2 separate regions of the Homo sapiens genome follow, and region 2 is linked to region 1. Evidence: chromatin loops called from intact Hi-C (ENCODE). Cell type or tissue: HepG2. All regions are shown on one strand. Links, peaks and the distances in the headings refer to the core of each region. The heading gives the core; the rest is flanking DNA. Region 1 overlaps MECR (mitochondrial trans-2-enoyl-CoA reductase). Region 2 overlaps SRSF4 (serine and arginine rich splicing factor 4).

What was found. Hi-C counts contacts between places; a loop is a spot of excess contacts. Peaks named below come from ENCODE experiments on the same cell type or tissue, not always from the same donor. Only the 100,000 strongest peaks of a DNase experiment are listed, where the experiment ranks them.
Region 2: a loop joins it to region 1, with 10 times the contacts of the local background. A loop is called at or near these places in 5 of 110 quality-filtered maps.

The regions. Positions count from the first base shown.
Region 1 is chr1:29,192,953-29,201,238 of GRCh38, forward strand. It overlaps MECR (mitochondrial trans-2-enoyl-CoA reductase), which reads right to left. Exons shown (of 10, transcript NM_016011.5): 7 at 7,564-7,637; 8 at 3,246-3,306; 9 at 2,989-3,061; 10 at 1-1,227. The coding sequence ends at 1,070. Among named protein-coding and RNA genes, the nearest start is that of SRSF4, 15 kb to the left of the region's middle. RefSeq lists an enhancer at 5,325-5,825. In HepG2, for the core only: a CTCF peak has its summit at 4,751 (motif pointing left); a DNase peak (open chromatin) is centred at 4,749.
Region 2 is chr1:29,142,090-29,150,415 of GRCh38, forward strand. It overlaps SRSF4 (serine and arginine rich splicing factor 4), which reads right to left. Exons shown (of 6, transcript NM_005626.5): 5 at 8,014-8,103; 6 at 5,654-7,137. The coding sequence ends at 6,321. Among named protein-coding and RNA genes, the nearest start is that of TMEM200B, 22 kb to the left of the region's middle. In HepG2, for the core only: no CTCF peak of the experiment used is centred there; a DNase peak (open chromatin) is centred at 4,092.

The sequences.
Region 1 (8,286 bases), core at 1-8,000:
TTTTTTTTTTGATATAGGGTCTTGCTCTGTTGCCTAGGCTGGAATGCAGTGGCATGATCATGGCTCACTGCAGTCTAGACCTCCCAGGCTCAGGTGATCCTCCCACCTCAACCTCCCGAGTAGCTGGGACTACAGGTGCACAGCACCATACCTGGCTAATGTTTGTATTTTTTGTAGAGATGGTGTTTCACCACGTTACCTAGGTTGACCTTGAACTCCTGGGCTCAAGTGATCCGCTTGCCTTGGCTTCCCAAAGTGCTGGGATTACAGGTGTGAGCCACCGCGCCAGGCCTTGGGTAATTCTTTGTTGCAGTAGACTGTTCTGTGTCCTGTGGTGGGTTTAACAGCAGCACTCACTCTGCCTGCTAGATGCCAGTAGCAACCTCCTTCATAAGCTGTGATAGCCAGAAATATCCCCAGACATTGTCAAATGTCTCCTGGGGGTAAAATTGCCTCTGGTTGAGAACCACTGGTATATTGTCTATGTCTCCAGTTAGAAGGGCAGTTCCATGAGAGTGAAGACCCCACGTCCAAGTTCCTCAGGGCCCTGATGACCTCAGCCTGGCATTCACTCTTCCATGCAGCTGATCCTCCCCAAGCCCTGGACTGGGCCGCAGGCTACCTGAGAAGCACATCAAAGCGTTTGTTCTACAGGACCCTCGTCTGTGGGCTTGTGCAGCTTGGGGCCAGGGATGGTGGCCTACTGGCCTTTGCACTGCCAGTACCCACCCAGGCTTTGCTTTCAGGGTGGTCAGAAAATGATTACTGGGGGAACACATGACAGAAAAGCAGGAAGGGGGCCTCTTGGTGCTGTGAGCTGACCAGTGCACAGTGTTGGTCCTTCTCGACAGGGATGACTTCTACTTTTTGGAAGGGAGAGTTCAGACTTTATTAGATACCTTAAGGCTGGCCCTGGGGAAAACCGTGGCTGGCTTCACCATCCTCCTAATAGGAAGAGGCAGTGAGGAGAACAGTAGTCTGGGGAAGGTGGGAGCCCCAACTGAGGGGCCTGCACCCAGCCCCTCAGATCCGCCTCCCCTCCCATGTCACTCCAGCTCTTTTGGGATGATCACATGGTGAGAATCTGCTTTGAAGATATGAAGGGCTTCATGGAGGCTTCCAAGGCAGACTGGTAGTCCTGCAGCGGGACCTGGGAGCAGGCAGGGGCTGTGAGCTGGCCTCGGCGGATGAGATCGCACAGTGTGAGGATCAGCTCCTTGAACTGGTCTGCGGGAGGTTGGAGGAAATCAGACAAGAGAACAGCAGCTGGGGCTTGGTGAGATGTGGCACGGGGCTGCCCTATGGGCAGGAGCTGGCACCAAGCTCCAATAAAGCCTTGAGAGTCCTGGCTGTGCCAAGGATAGGGTGGCTGTGGAGGCAGCCTGGTCCCTGCCTGTCTTTAGGACAGTGAGGTCAAGGTGGGGAGAGGGGAACATAGGAGCGGCTCTAGGGGCTGAGGGGCAGACAGGCAGAGACCACCCTTCAGAGTGGTGGCTAAGATGGCACAGACTCACAGAACCTGGCCACAGTGGAGACAGGAGCACTGAATGGTGGGAGGAAAAGGATGGCGGAGGCAGGGAGGCCAGAGGAGGCCCAGAGAGGGAGTGGGTATGCCTGGCACGCCAAGTGATGTGGAACAGTTGAGCTCTGCTCAGGAAATGGAGCTCTCCCTGAGAGCCCAGGACTCCCTTAGAACCCCACGACCGGACGCCACCAACATCCCCTTCCTGGGCCTGCCTCCTGCGAAGGACCCTATATGGTACAGGAAGTTGAGAAGTGAAGGCCTCGGCTGAGAAGTGTTTTTCCATAGACATAAATTCATTCAGCCTTCAAATCTAGTCATCTATACTGGCTCCTCAGTTGCCTTTAAGCGTGAGTCTTGTCTGGGTGTGGTGCCTCACGCCTGTAATCCCAGCACTCTTGGAGGCTGAGGTGGGTGGATCACTTGAGCCCAGGAGTTTGAGACCAGCCTGGGCAACATGATGAAACCCCATTTCTACTAAAAATACAAAAACTAGCTGGATGTGGTGGCGTGTGCCTGTGGTCCTAGCTACTTGGGAGGCTGAGGTGGGAGGATCACCTGAACCGAGGAGGTTGAGTCTGTAGTGATCTGTGACCACACCACTGCACTCCAGCCAGGGCAACAGAGCGATACCTTGTTTCAAAAAAAATAACCCCCCAAAACAGCAAAAAAACCCATGAGTCTGAATGCCTTAATCAGGTTTATAAGGCCTCTGTAACCTGGTCACAACCCACTCACCCAATTTTCCAGCCCCAGCTCAGATCTAGTGCTCCAGGTCGCTCGGAACCGCTTCAGTGCCTAGTTGCACGTGTGATTTTCGATATTTTCTGCCTGAAACACTGCCTTCATGCCACCACCTTCCTCCCCTTCACTTGGATAACTCCATGTTATTCTTTGTCCTGAGTTTGGAGATCCCGCTCTGGGGAGCCAGTCCTCCAGGAGATGAACAGGGAGATGATCTGTTTACATCGTGCCTCATACCTCCCTGCAGGGAGGTGACTTTGGGCACGCTACTTAACCACTCTGAACCTCAATTTCCTCCTCTGTCAAACACGGCTAACAAGAGTTTAAACTTAGGACATTTAAACTGAGGCAGAGATTAAGTAACTTGCTCAAGGTCCCACTGCTGGCTAGGCAGAACCTCTATCCAGTAGTGTGGAAGCAGAATTTGAACCCAGGCAGGCTGGCTCCAGAGTCTATTCTCTCTGTTTGGCTATCCATCTTTCCCCACTGTCAGCTCTTCAGGACGGGGGCAGTGTCTGTCTTGTTCTGCGCCCCTAAGACTAACCCAGTTTAGTCCAATAACTGTTTGCTGACTGTAGCTGGACTAAGGCTATTCTCTTTGATCCTTCTGTGGGGCTGGGGACCCAATCACCCCTCCAGGGCTCAGAATAGCTGGTCATTTCTGCTGCCATTTTTAGGCACTGCCCTCATCTGTGACTCTTGGCACTGGGCCATGCACTCACCTGGACTGTGATCCTTCTTCCACTGGGACAACCAAAAGCCTCGAAGTTTGAGATCCTTAAAAATGAGCAGGCTCTGCAGACACAGGAAGGACATGCTGGGCTCTGAGGGCAAGAACTTCAGGTACCGCTTAAGGGTACAGACTCCCCTCCAGGAACGGGGCATTGCCTAAGCTTAGACAGCTGTCGTGCCAGGGGATGTGGCCTGGCTGAGGTGTCTGGCCCGGCTCCAGGCATGCCTCCCTCTGCACCCAGCTTACCACAGAGGCTACGACGGGCTGCTTGGCCATCCCCCCATAGGTTACCATGGTTCCTCCACGCCTGAAAAGTCCAAAGAGAACAAAGAGTGGATGCAAGGCAGAGACAGAGCCCTTCCTGAACCTGCCATGGCGCTTCTACTCCAACCCTGGTTCCTTTATAAACCCTGCTCTCAGAATCTCTGGGAAAGGTTGAAAAATACAGATTCCAGCTGGGAGCAGTGGCTCATGCCTATAATCCCAGCACTTTGGGAGGCTGAGGCAGGTGGATCACTTGAGCCCAGGAGTTCAAGACCAGCTTGGGCAACAAAAGGAGACCCCATCTCTACAAAAAAAGTACAGAAAATTAGCTGGGCAAGGCGGCATGCCTGTAGTCCCAGCTTCTCAGGAGGCTGAGGTGGGAGAATCACCTGAGGCCATGAAATTGAGGTTGCAGTGAGCCCTGATCGCACTACTGCACTCCAGTCTGGGCAACAGAGTGAGACCCTGTCTCAGAAAATAAATGAATGAATGAATAAATAAATGCATGCTGGGGATGGCAGCTCACACCTGTAATACCAGCACTTTGGGAGGCCAAGGTGAGAGGATTGCCTGAGCCCAGGAGTTTGAGACCAGCCTGGGCAACATAGTGAGACCCTGTGTCTATAAATAATAATAAAAAAAAATTAGCTGGGCACGGTGATACATGCCTGTGGCCCCACTCAGGAGGCTGAGGTGGGAAGATCACTTGAGCCTGGGAGGTTGAGGCTGCAGTGAGCTGAGATTGCACTGCTGCATTCCAGCCTAGGCAACACAGTGAGACCATCTCAACACAAAACAAAACAACCAAGAAACCAGATTCCTAGGTCCAATCCCAGACTCAATGAATCAGGAGACGAGAATGTATATTAAACACACACACACACCCGCTCTGGATGACTTGTATGTTTAGCCAGGATTGGGAATCCACTGATCTAACCCATCCAGTCAGGCTTTGATTAAGTGCTGAAAAGAAACATGCTCTCCCCAGATGAGCTCGAGGCCTGAGTTCAGCCTTGGCTCTGCTCTCACTTACAGGTGTCCGACCTAGGGTGATGCAGTGAAAATGGCCCAGACCTCATCTCTTCATCTGCCAGTGCTCATTCTAAGAATCAACGTGAGGAAACAGCTCTACAGATAAGGAATGATGTGGACGGTGCAGGGAACAATGACAAGCATCTTCTCACTGCAGGAGGTGCCTTCTCAGTACCTGCTGTCTGACACCCACACCCCCATGTCAGCTGACATACAGGATTGAGGCTAACATAATTTTTAAGTGAATAAGCCTGGAGTTCACTTGACTTAACCTATGTTCACCTCCCCACTCCCTGGCTCTTCTAGGAGTCTGTTGATTAAGGATGACCTCAGGCACATTTGGGGACAACACAAGGTAGACTTTCAAAACTACCAAATGGAAGGAGCTGCTGTCCTAGGGCAGGTACTTCTGTCCCTGAGGCTGCTGGGTAGTTTGGTCTTAAGTGCCCCTTGACTGCCACCTGCTGTAGAAAGTAGCTCCTGGGAGCCAAGCCCTCTCTCTTCTGTATCCCTGCTGCACTTCATCTAATCAGACTAGCTGACACTTACCAGGCTTCTACTATGTGCCAGGCACAGTTCTAAGCATTTTGCATGCACTGCCTCAGGGAATCCTCGTAACAACCTTGTTTTAGAGATGAGAAAGCTGAAGTCCATCCGTCATTTGTACAGCAATTTGTATATCGCCCAGTGTCCTTTAGACCAGCGGTCCCTAACCTTGTTGGCACCAGGACCGGTTTCATGGAAGACAATTTTTCCATGGACTGGAGTGGGGGAGATGGTTTTGGGATGAAACTGTTCCGCCTCAGATTCTCAGGCATTAGATTCTCATAAGGAGCATGGGACCTAGATCCCTTCCCTGCGTGCTTCACAATAGGGTTCACATGCCCATGAGAATCGAATGCTGCCACTGATCTGTCAGGAGGCGGAGCTCAGGTGGCCATGCTCGCTCACCCACCGCTCACCTCCTGCTGCGTGACCTGGTTCCTAACAGGCCACGAACTGGTACTGGTCTGCGGCCTGGGGGCTGGGGACCCGTGTTAGACCACCCTTCAGAGGCAGAGGGTTTATATAACCCCCATTTTACAGATGAAGAGACGGAGGCCTGGATTGTTTTTCACGTATTGCCTAACTTTCCACAGGCCCACAGCTAGTAAGTCACAGAGCAGGGGCTTGAACCCAGCCATTCTGGCTCCAGTGCCTACACCCGTAACAACGCTTCCCCCTGCAATGACATTGGGATTGAGGTCTGCCGCAGGGGTTGTCTGTCAGGTATAGGGCTGAAGCGGTGTGCTCAAATGTGGGGTCAAGCCTGGCTCTCCTGCTGCCTAGACTTTGGGACAGGTACTTGACCTCTTTGGGCCTTGTTTTTTTTTGTTTGTTTGTTTTTGAGACACACTGTTTCTCTGAAGCCCAGGCTGGAGTGCAATGGCACGATCTTGGCTCACTGCAACCTCTACCTCCTGGGTTCAAGCAATTCTCCTGCCTTAGCCTCCCAAGTAGCTGGGATTACAGGCACCCACGACCATGCCTGGCTAATTTTTGTATTTTTAGTAGAGACGAGGTTTCACCATGTTGGCCAGGATGGTCTCGAATTTTTGACCTCAGGTGATCCACTTGCCTCGGCCTCCCAAAGTGCTAGGTTTACAGGCATGAGCCACTGCGCCCGGCCTGGGCCTCATTGTTTAAAAGTATAAAACAGAGGTTAGAACTGCACCCCCTGTCTAGGTGGTTGTGGGAAGGGTAAGTCAAGCGCTGCACACAGTCTGGTGCATGGTGAATACTCACCACAGTGCTCTGGCCACGTGACTCACCTGCTCATCAAGCCTGTGAATTCTCAGAGGGCACATCAGTGTCGCAGCCCTCTCTGTACCTGGTAGCTAGTAAGTGCTCAGCAAGTATGCGCTAGCTGAATCCGTACTATTGAGGGGGTTCCTGCTTTAATTAGGAAGTGTCTTTTTACACACACTCTAGCTCAAGAAGCTTTTATTTTTATTTTTTGAGACGGAGTCTCCCTCTGTCGCCCAGGCTGGAGTGCAGTGGCGCAATCTCGGCCCACCGCAAGCTCTGCCTCCGGGGTTCACGCCATTCTCCTGCCTCAGACTCCTGAGCAGCTGGGACTACAGGTGCCCGCCACCACACCTGGCTAATTTTTTGTATTTTTAGTAGACACGGGGTTTCACCGTGTTAGCCAGGATGGTCTCGATCTCCTGATCTCGTGATCTGCCCGCCTCAGCCTCCCAAAGTGCTGGGATTATAGGCTTGAGCCACTGCGCCCGGCCTAGAAGCTTATATTAAGGGAAAGAAGAATGGAAGGACATGCATTAATATTGTCAACAGGGCTTATCCCCCTTGGTAGTGGGGTGATAGGTAACTTTTTTTTTTCTTTTTTGAGATGGAATCTCCCTTTGTCACCCAGGCTGGAGTAGAGTGGTGTGATCTCGGCTCACTGCAACCTCCACCTCCTGGATTCAAATGATTCTCGTGACTCAGCCTCCCAAGTAGCTGGGATTACAGGTGCCTGCCACCACACCTGGCTAGTCTTTTTGTATTTTTAGTAGAGATGGAGTTTTGCCATGTTGGCCAGGCTGGTCTTAAACTCCTGGCCTCAAGTGATCTGCCTGTCTTGTTGGGATTACAAGCATGAACCACTATGCCTGGCCAGGTAACTTAAAAAAAAAATTAATTTTTTTTTTTGTAGTGATGGGGTCTCACTATGTTACCCAGGCTGGTCTCGAACTCCTGGCCTCAAGTGATGCTTCCTCCTTGGCCTCCCAAATTACTGGGATTATAGGCATGAGCCACAGTGCCCAGCCAACAGGAAACTTTTATGCTTAAGTTTTCCTTTGCACTTTTACATGTTTTCAAAATGTTTTGTAATAAGCATAATGTTACCTTTAAAATTAGAATCTATTTTAAAAGCTAATACAAATTTTGAAAGGTTAAATAAGTTAGGACTAAGTGACTTTTTCAGACATCCCTAGGTTATAAATCCTTGACTATTCCTCTATGGCAGGCAGCTTAGCAGTCTACTTCTGGGGTCCCTTGGAAAAATAAAGCTGGATAGGCCAAAATTTTGGTCATCTGCAAAGGGGAAGGCTGAGAAACCAGTGCCCAAATAGCTGGATGACTTTGGTCCTAGTTTCCACTCAACATTGTGCTGACCTGGACTTGGCTCGAACTGGCGATGGGACTCAGTCACTTGATGGTCCTCCCAGCTAAAGACCTGGAGAGCTCTGGCGAGCTGGACCTGCAGGCCCAAGGGACTTACGCTAACTGCCGCAGCAGCTCTGTGGAGCTTTTCCCACCAACACAGTTGAGAGCAAGCCGTGGCTGGGGCATGTCCTGGAAAACAACAAAAGTGCAGTGAGGGAGCATCCCCGCTCTACATATGGGGTCTGAAGCTTGCCCAAGTGCTGTGTTAAAAGGAGGGAGTAAATGAGATGTTTATGCCTTTGTTTGCGTGCACGTACTTATGTATATGTGTGTGTGTTTATGCCTTTGAACTCACCTTTTTCTCTGCTTAGGAAGTGTCTTTTCTTTCTTTTTTCTTTTTCTTTCTAAGACAGGGTCTCGCTCTGTTACCCAGGCTGGAGTGCAGTGGTGCAATCATGGCTCACTGCTACCTTACCCTCCTGGGCTCAAGCAATCCTCCCACCTCAGCCTCCCAAGTAGCTGGGACTGCAGATGAGTATCATGATGACCAGATAATTAAAAAAAAATGTTTTTTTGTAGAGACAGAGGTCTCACTATGTTGCTCAGGCTAGTCTCAAACTCTCAGACTCAAGCAATCCGCCTGCCTTGGCCTCCCGAAGTGCTGGGATTACAGGCATGAGTCACCTCATCCAGCCAAGAAGGGCCTTTTCTGTAGCAACTTAATCCTGTTGTCCATTTTAGGACCTGGCAGAACTCATCTTCTCTGGGAAAGAATAGGCAAAGGGCATCTGCATGCAGTTTGGTGGGTTTCAGCTCCCTGTGTGCCCCCCTTTTCAGT
Region 2 (8,326 bases), core at 23-8,022, 51 kb before region 1:
GTTAGCCAGGATGGTCTTGATCTCCTGACCTCATGATCTGCCCATCTCAGCCTCCCAAAGTGTTGGGATTACAGGTTTGAGCCACCACGCCACGCCGGGTCTTGCTTATCAAAATCTACTCTAGCCAGGCACGGTGGCCCACAGCAGTAATCCCAGCGCTTTGGGAGGCCGAGGCAGGCGGATTAGCTGAGGTCAGGGTTCGAGACCAGCCTGACCAACCTGGTGAAACCCCGTCTCTACTAAAAATACAAAAAAATTAGCTGGGCATGTTGGCAGGCCTCTGTAATCCCAGCTACTTGGGAGGCTGAGGCAAGAGAATTGCTTGAATCCAGGAGGCGGAGGTTGCAGTGAGCCGAGATCCTGCCACTGCACTGCAGGCTGGGAGCGACAGAGCAAGGCTCCAACTCATAAAAACAAACAAACAAACAAAAAACAAACCCTACTCTGACAGTCTTTTATTTAGGCCATTGACATTTAGCCATGAAAGAAATAGCCTAATATTTACATTTGTTACTGTTTTCATTGTTCTTTGTTCCTCTTTTTGTCTTGCATTTTGGGGGCCAGGTGGATAATTATGGGGAGAAGGGTATGTGTAGATTTTGAGCACCCAAAAGGGTAGATTATAGTGGACTTTTGTATTTCTCTGGCTGCTTCCTATTTTTGGGAAATTTCCTATTGTGTACATTTTCACACAAACAGTGCAGTATTAATGCATCGTTTTCCACTGAGGAAATTAAATTGAGCCAACCTCCTTCTCTTCACTCTTCCGGTACTCCCAGGCAGACCTTTGAGTCTTGATCAGATGATGATGTAACAATTAAAACATACTTACAGCAGTGGGCTAGTGGCATTGTTCTGCAGCAACTTGAAGATATTTTTCTTGAAGAAAGCAGACTCTGTCCTGTAGAAATCCTGCCTTGACTTCAATCTGGGTTCAAATCTTAGCTGTTATTAACTCACTTGTAAGACTTCAAATGTCTTCCTGTAACTATCACAAATAATGACATTTTAGGAGAGAATCAGAAAAATCTAGAGATGTATCCCACATTGTCACTAGCGGTGCTACATTGATTAAATAATTTCATTTTTTTTCTTTGAGATGGAGTTTCTCTTATTGCCCAGCTGGAGTGCAATGGTGTGAACTTGGCTCACCGCAACCTCCACCTCCCGGGTTCAAGCTGTTCTCCTGTCTCAGCATCCCGAGTAGCTGGGATTACAGGCATGTGCCACCATGCCTGGCTAATTTTGTATTTCTAGTAGAGACGGGGTTTCTCCATGTTGGTCAGGCTGGTCACGAACTCCTGACCGCAGGTGATCTGCCTGCCTTGGCTTCCCAAAGTGTTGGGATTACAGGCATGAGCCACTGCACCCGGCCACTTTTTGTTTTTTTTGAGAGGGAGTTTCACTCTTGTTGCCCAAGCTGGAGTGCAATGGCGGGATTTCAGCTTACTGCAACCTCCACTTCCCGGATTCAAATGATTATCCTGCTTCAGCTTCCCGAGTAGCTGGGATTACAGGCACCCCGCACCATGCCCAGCTAATTTTTGTATTTTTAGTAGACAGGGTTTCACCATGTTGGCCAAGCTGGTCTTGAACTCCTGACCTCAGGTGATCCACCTTCCTTGGCCTCCCAAAGTGCTGAGATTACAGGCGTGAGCCACCATGCCCGACCAAATCACTTCTTTTTTTTTTTTTTTTGAGACGGAGTCTTGCTCTGTCGCCCAGGCTGGAGTGCATGATGGGTGCCATCTCAGCTCACTGCAAGCTCCGCCTTCTGGGTTCACGCCTTTCTCCTGCCTCAGCCTCCCGAGTAGCTGGGACTACAGGTGCCCGCCACCACGCCCGGCTAATTTTTTTGTATTTTTAGTGGAGACGGGGTTTCACCGTGTTAGCCAGGTTGCTCTCGATGTCTTGACCTTGTGATCCTTCCGCCTCGGCCTTCCAAAGTGCTGAGATTACAGGTGTGAGCCACCGCGCCTGGCCCCAAATCACTCCACTTCTGAGCTTTGGTCTTCATCTTTTAAAATGGGATAATGTAATGTAGATAAAAGCAACTCGCTCATAGTAGGTGCTGGTAGGCAAATGAATCAAATTTAGGGTCTTCCTTTTGGTTACCCAAGGCCTTTCATTGGACTGTGAATGGCTAAGAGGTGGCAGGAGAGTCCCTTGGAATGATTTGCTACACAGTGAGCACTGACTGATGCTCACCAAGCACTATCTGGTTCACAGGTGTTCAGTACTGAGATCATCATGGACTAATCCCTGTGACACCAGTCCTACAAGTAACACATACATTCCATGGGAGGGGAGCCTTGCTGTTCATACTTTATCCCCAGAGGCTAGAACAGTGCTTGGCCTACGCAGAAGGCACTCCAAATGTAAATATAAGGTGGGGCGGGGGGGTGGGACATCATACTAGTCTCATTTGCAATTGGGCCCAGCAATAGTGAACACAAGAAGCTGTGAAAACAAAATGAAAAATGAACATGAAAATACCCAGTGTTCTTTCTCCAGTGCACATTCAGAATTCAATAGATGAGAGTTTCCATCTTTCTTGTTGATTTATCCTCTTTTCATTCAGAATCCAACACAAAAGCATTCAAAAATTGCTGGGAAAAACATGACCAATGGTCCTGTCTGTGTACACATGGAATTTCCTTGCCACTATTAACACAGTGCTGAACTTATTTGGTTAGAATCCATGTGCCTTAAACATTTAATGCTCATGATATCGAGTTTATTAAATTTTCAATATTTTTTTTTTTTTGAGACAGAGTCTCGCTCTGTCGCCCAGGCCAGAGTGCAGTGGTGCGATCTGGGCTCACTGCAAGCTCTGCCTCCCGGGTTCACGCCATTCTCCTGCCTCAGCCTCCTGAGTAGCTGGGACTACAGGCGCCCATCACCACACCCAGCTAATTTTTTGTATTTTTAGTAGAGACGGGGTTTCACCATGTTAGCCAGGATGGTGTCTATCTCCTGACCTCCTGATCCGCCTGCCTCGGCCTCCCAAAGTGCTGGGATTACAGGTGTGAGACACCGGGCCTGGCAAGTTTATTAAATTACATAAACATGCCTGATGCGGCTGCTCACGCCTGTAATCCCAACACTTTGGGAGGCCGAGGCAGGCAGATCACCAGGTCAGGAGTTCGCGACCAGCCTGACCAACATGGTGAAACCCTGTCTCTACTAAAAGTACAAAAATTAGCCGGGCGTGCCGGGCGCGGTGGCTCATGCCTGTAATCCCAGCACTTTGGGAGGCTGAGGCGGGCAGATCACGAGGTCAAGAGATCGAGATCTGCCTGTCCAACAATGGTGAAACCCCATCTCTACTAAAAATACAAAAATTAGCTGGGCGTGGTGGCACGTGCCTGTAGTCCCAGCTACTCAGGAGGCTGACAGGAGAGTCGCTTGATCCCAGGAGGCAGAGGTTGCAGTGAGCTGAGATCGTGCCACTGCACTCCAGCCTGGTGACAGTGCCAGACTCCATCTCAAAACAAAACAAACAAAAAAAACCTGAAAGAAACAAAATGCCGCAACAAACATCCCTATCCTTATAGGGATAAAATCGGAATAATAAATTATCGTCATCACTGGAGACCAGCATGAGATCCTCTGAGGCAGTGGGAATTTTACTGGTTAGGTTCATCACCTTGTCATGATGACACGAGAATGGGCCCAGAAAAAGGTTTGGGAAACTCTCCAGAAACTGAGTGAGGTTCCTTGGTTTGGCTGCCTCGTCTGTTTCTGAAATTACACGTTTTCAAAACTCAACTAATTTCCCCTGTCATCTTCCCCATTCCTCAGATGATGCCTCATCATTCTGTGACTGCTTCCGATAGCTCCTTTGCCAGGACATTTGCCAAGTCTTGCTAATCTTGCCTCTTCTGCTCCCTCCTATCATGGCTTTGATCAAGCAGGCCCCGTATCATCTGGGGTTGCATGCCCTGAACTATTGGGTTCCCTGCATCCAATCCTTCACAATGCTGTCAGGTCTAGAAGCATAACCCTACTCCCCGCACCCTCCTATTCAAATACCTTCAATGTTACCCAGTGCTTACAGGATAAAGGTCAAATTCCTCTTCCTGGTATCCATGGCCCTCTATGACACAATCCATTTTGTTAAACTCTAACTCTCCAGTATCAAACTCCACGTTTCCTGGGCACAGTACCCTGTGCTTTCCCAACTCCATGAAAGCCATGCTCACAGGCTTTCAATAGGAATGCGTCCCACCCTACATCCCCAAAAGGTTCAGCTTAAGTGCTACCTCTGATCCCAGATGAAGTTCTGACTCTGTTCTCTGAATATCCACTTTGCCTTCATCACTAGCAACTAGATCACAAACTCCAGGAGGGCAAGAGACACTCTACTTTCGTATTTCCAATGCATTCGAAGATTTTGGTCTATAGGAAGCAACAGGACAGTTGTTTTAAGCCTAGGGACAGCCCCCAACAAATTCACAGGCAGCAGTCAAGTGAATCTCCTTTCCCAAGATTTTGCTGCAGCATGTAATGAAAGCCCTCAAGCATCCTCCCTGCTGTGATGCCCCTCAACAGTCCCTCAAGGGCTGAGACCAGATTGGAACCACTGTACTTCTGGTACCTCCTAGAGAGCTAGGCCAAACAAGCAGTGGAAGAATAATTAGGACAAAAGTTATCCAGTAGGCCAGGCGCGGTGGCTCATGTCCGTAATCCCAACACTTTGGGAGGCTGAGGTGGGCAGATCACCTCAGGTCAGGAGTTCGAGACCAGCCTGACCAATATGATGAAACCCCGTCTCTACTAAAAATACAAAAATTAGCCGGAAGTGGTGGCATGTACCTATGATCCCAACTACTTGGGAGGCTGACAGGAGAATCACTTGAACCTGGTTGGTGGAGACTGTAGTGAGCTGAGACTGCACCACTGCACTCCAGCCTGGGCAACAAGAGCAAAACTGTCTCAGGAAAAAAAAAAAAAAAAAAGTCCAGTATAGTTTTTTCCCCCTGGTTTTTGATTAGTTCAGATCTTAATGTGATGAGATCATGATACCGCAGATTCATGGCAATTTCGACAAACAGCACAGAACTCTATATTCATGAACAACTCATCTGGTAATGCTCCAAGTTTCCAAACTGATTCATTCTTCATCAGCCTGGCCATACGTTTCTTAAGAGAAAGGATGATAAATTCCTCGGAAACCTGCCTTTATTCTGTTGGTGAGAAAAATCCTTTAGGAACGTGTTGGTTCCCTAAGATGGGTGATCCCAAGGAACAAAACAGTCATTACACATGAACTTTTTTTTTTTTTTTTTTTGAGACGGAGTCTCGCTCTGTCGCCCAGGCTGGAGTACAGTGGCGTGATCTCAGCTCACTGTAACCTCCACCCCTCGGGGTTCAAGCGATTCTCCTGCCTCATTCTCCTGAGTAGCTGGGATTACTGGCGTGTACCACCATGCCTGGCTAATTTTTGTATTTTCAGTAGAGACGGGGTTTCACCATGTTGGTCAGGCTGGTCTCGAACTCCTGACATTGTGATCCGTCTGCCTAAGCCTCACAAACTGTTGGGATTACGGGCGTGAGCCACCGTGCCCGGCCTACACATGAACTTTTTATGCTAAGAAAAGACATATCAAGATATATCAGAAAGTACAACTTCAATTCAAACACCATGAAATTTTGTCAAGCAAAAATAGTCTTTATTCAAATTTAATGGAAACAGGGGTCACTATACTTTGCAAGACGGGGAAAAATAAAATTAAAAAAAATTCTTTTCTTTTCTTTTTTAATATAAAACAATATAATCACAATACCAGAATATGGAACTCTACAGTTTATTTCCTATGGGTTACTGCAGGTATCAATTTTCCTCGACTGTGCTATTCACAACTTTGTTAAGTCCAAAAATATGAAACCAAAGTGGTAGGAAACTTAAGACTTAGCACTTTCACTAAATGGCATACATCGAAGGGCATCAATTCAAGAGCAAAAATGGTTGAACTCACCATACCTACCTATGTGGTCATTCCAGCCTTAGAGCCGTCCAGGTTACTGAGCTCCCTGTAGGAAAGGCCAGGCCTGAAAGCCAAGGCGTTTTGGATATTCTACTGTGGGCCATGAGTAAAAGGGGATTTTCAAAGAGAAAATTTTTTTCAGTCGAGCAGGAAGGCCTGGTGCCAGGAGGCTTTACTGAGAGGAAGCACTTAGATTTAACAATTATAGACACACCATTAGGGGAGTTAAAAATGTACAGCAGTGACATGTTCTACTCCAATCACTTGTGCTACGGCTACCAAACATGTACAAAAGACTTCTCGGGTAGTTCCAGCTGTGGCCATAGCCAGTTAGGACCTTGAGTGGGACCTAGATCTAGATCGGGAGGGCGATCTGGAAGCAGACCTGGATCTAGACTTGGACCGAGATCGGGTTTTTGAAGCTGACTTTGATCTGGAGCGTGATTCTGATGGAAGGTTTGGTTTCGATTTGGAATTGGATCTCGACCTGGACCGGGTCTCCTGATTGGTGCCAGCATTCTCACTCTCTCCTCGACCTTCCCTCTGGCTGGATTCAGACTTGGCATGTTCCCGCTCCTTTGACACGGAGCGGGATGGAGATCTGGACTGGGAGCGGTCAGTGTCTTCCTTCTTCTTCTTCTTGCTGCTGCCCGCCTTGCTGTCTCGCTTGCTGCCTCGCTTTCTGCTCCTCTCACTCTTGCTGCGGCTGCGACTGCGACTGCGGCTCTCCTCTCTGCTTCTCTTCCTGCCCTTCCTCTTGTCCTTGCTCTTGCTGCGGCTCCTGCTCCGGCTCCTGCTGCCCCCTTTGCTCCTGCTCCGGCTCCGACTCTGGCGGAGGCTCTTCTCCTGGCTCCTGCCCCTGCTCACACTCCCTCGCTTCTCCTCCTCCACTCTCCTCTCCTGACTCCTGCTCCGACTTTTGCTCTTACTTTTATGCCTGCTAGGACTCCGGCTCTTGGGTTTCCCGACATTGTCATTGTTTTGGATCTTCTCTTCAGCTTGGTCTTTGCTCTTGCTGCGGCTCTTGCCAGCGCTATGGCTGCGGCTGCGGCTCTTTTCCTTGCTGGGGCTCCTGCTTTTCTCTTTCTTGCTCCGGCTCCGACTCTGGCTCCGGCTCCGGCTCTTGCTCCGGGAGCGGGAGCCCGACCTGAGGAGACATGGGATACTGTTTGTGTCACATGTGACTTCATGCTAATCAGGAGATAAAAAGACCAAAGGGCATACATGTGGAGTTACACCCCCCAATATAAAGCATGGCTGGCACTGGCTGAGGATTGTTTTCTGAACCCTCACAATGCCAATCAGAAGCTGGAAAAACTGGCCAGGTGCGGCGGCTCATGCCCATAATCCCAGCACTTTGAGAGGCCAAGGCAGGCGGATCGCGAGGTCAGGAGTTCAAGAGCCAGCCTGGCCAACATGGTGAAGCCCCGTCTCTACTAAAAATACCAAAAATTAGCCAGGCATGCTGGCACACGCCTGTAAACCGAGCTACTCAGGAGGCTGAGGCAGGAGAATCGCTTGAACCCGTGAGGCAGAGGTTGCAGTGAGCCGAGATCGCGCCACTGCACTCCAGATTGGGCGACAGAGCGAGACTCTGTCTTGAGGGGGGAAAAAAAAAAAAAAAAAGAAAAAGAAGCTGGAAAAGCAGGAAGACTGGTCACATGATTGAAATCCAAGTGAGGCTGGGCACAGTGGCTCATGTCTGTAATCGCAGTAGTCTGGGAGGACTATTTGAGGTCATGAGTTTAAGATTAGCCTGGGCAACATAGTGAGACCCTGTCTCTAAAAAAAATTAAAAAATTAGCTGGGTGTGGTAGTATGTGCCTGTAGTCCCAGCTACTTGGGAGGCTGAGGTGGAAGCTTGCTTGAGCCCAGTGAGGTGAGGCTGCAGTGAGCCATGACTGTACCACTGGACTCCAGCTTGGGTGACAGAGTGTCTCTTTGAAAAAAAAAAGAAAAAAAAGTGAGACAGGGTACAGGCATTCCCTGCTGACCACCTCTACTTATAACATGGAAGACATACCTGGACCGAGATCTACTCTTAGAATGACTGCTTTTGCTGCTGCCACTTCGGCTTCTGCTCTTACGGGAATGTCTGCTTCGAGAGCGAGACCTAGGGGGAGAAAATATTTTTTAATACTTGCTGACAAGAGGCTGCTGATGAGCATCAATCAAGACTATATATATTATATATATATATTTTAGATGGAGTTTCACTCTTGTTGCCCAGGCTGGAGTGCAATGGCGCGATCTCGGCTCACCACAACCTCCACCTCCTGAGTTCAAGCGATTCTCCTGCCTCAGCCTCCCAAGTATCTGGGATTACAGGCATGTGC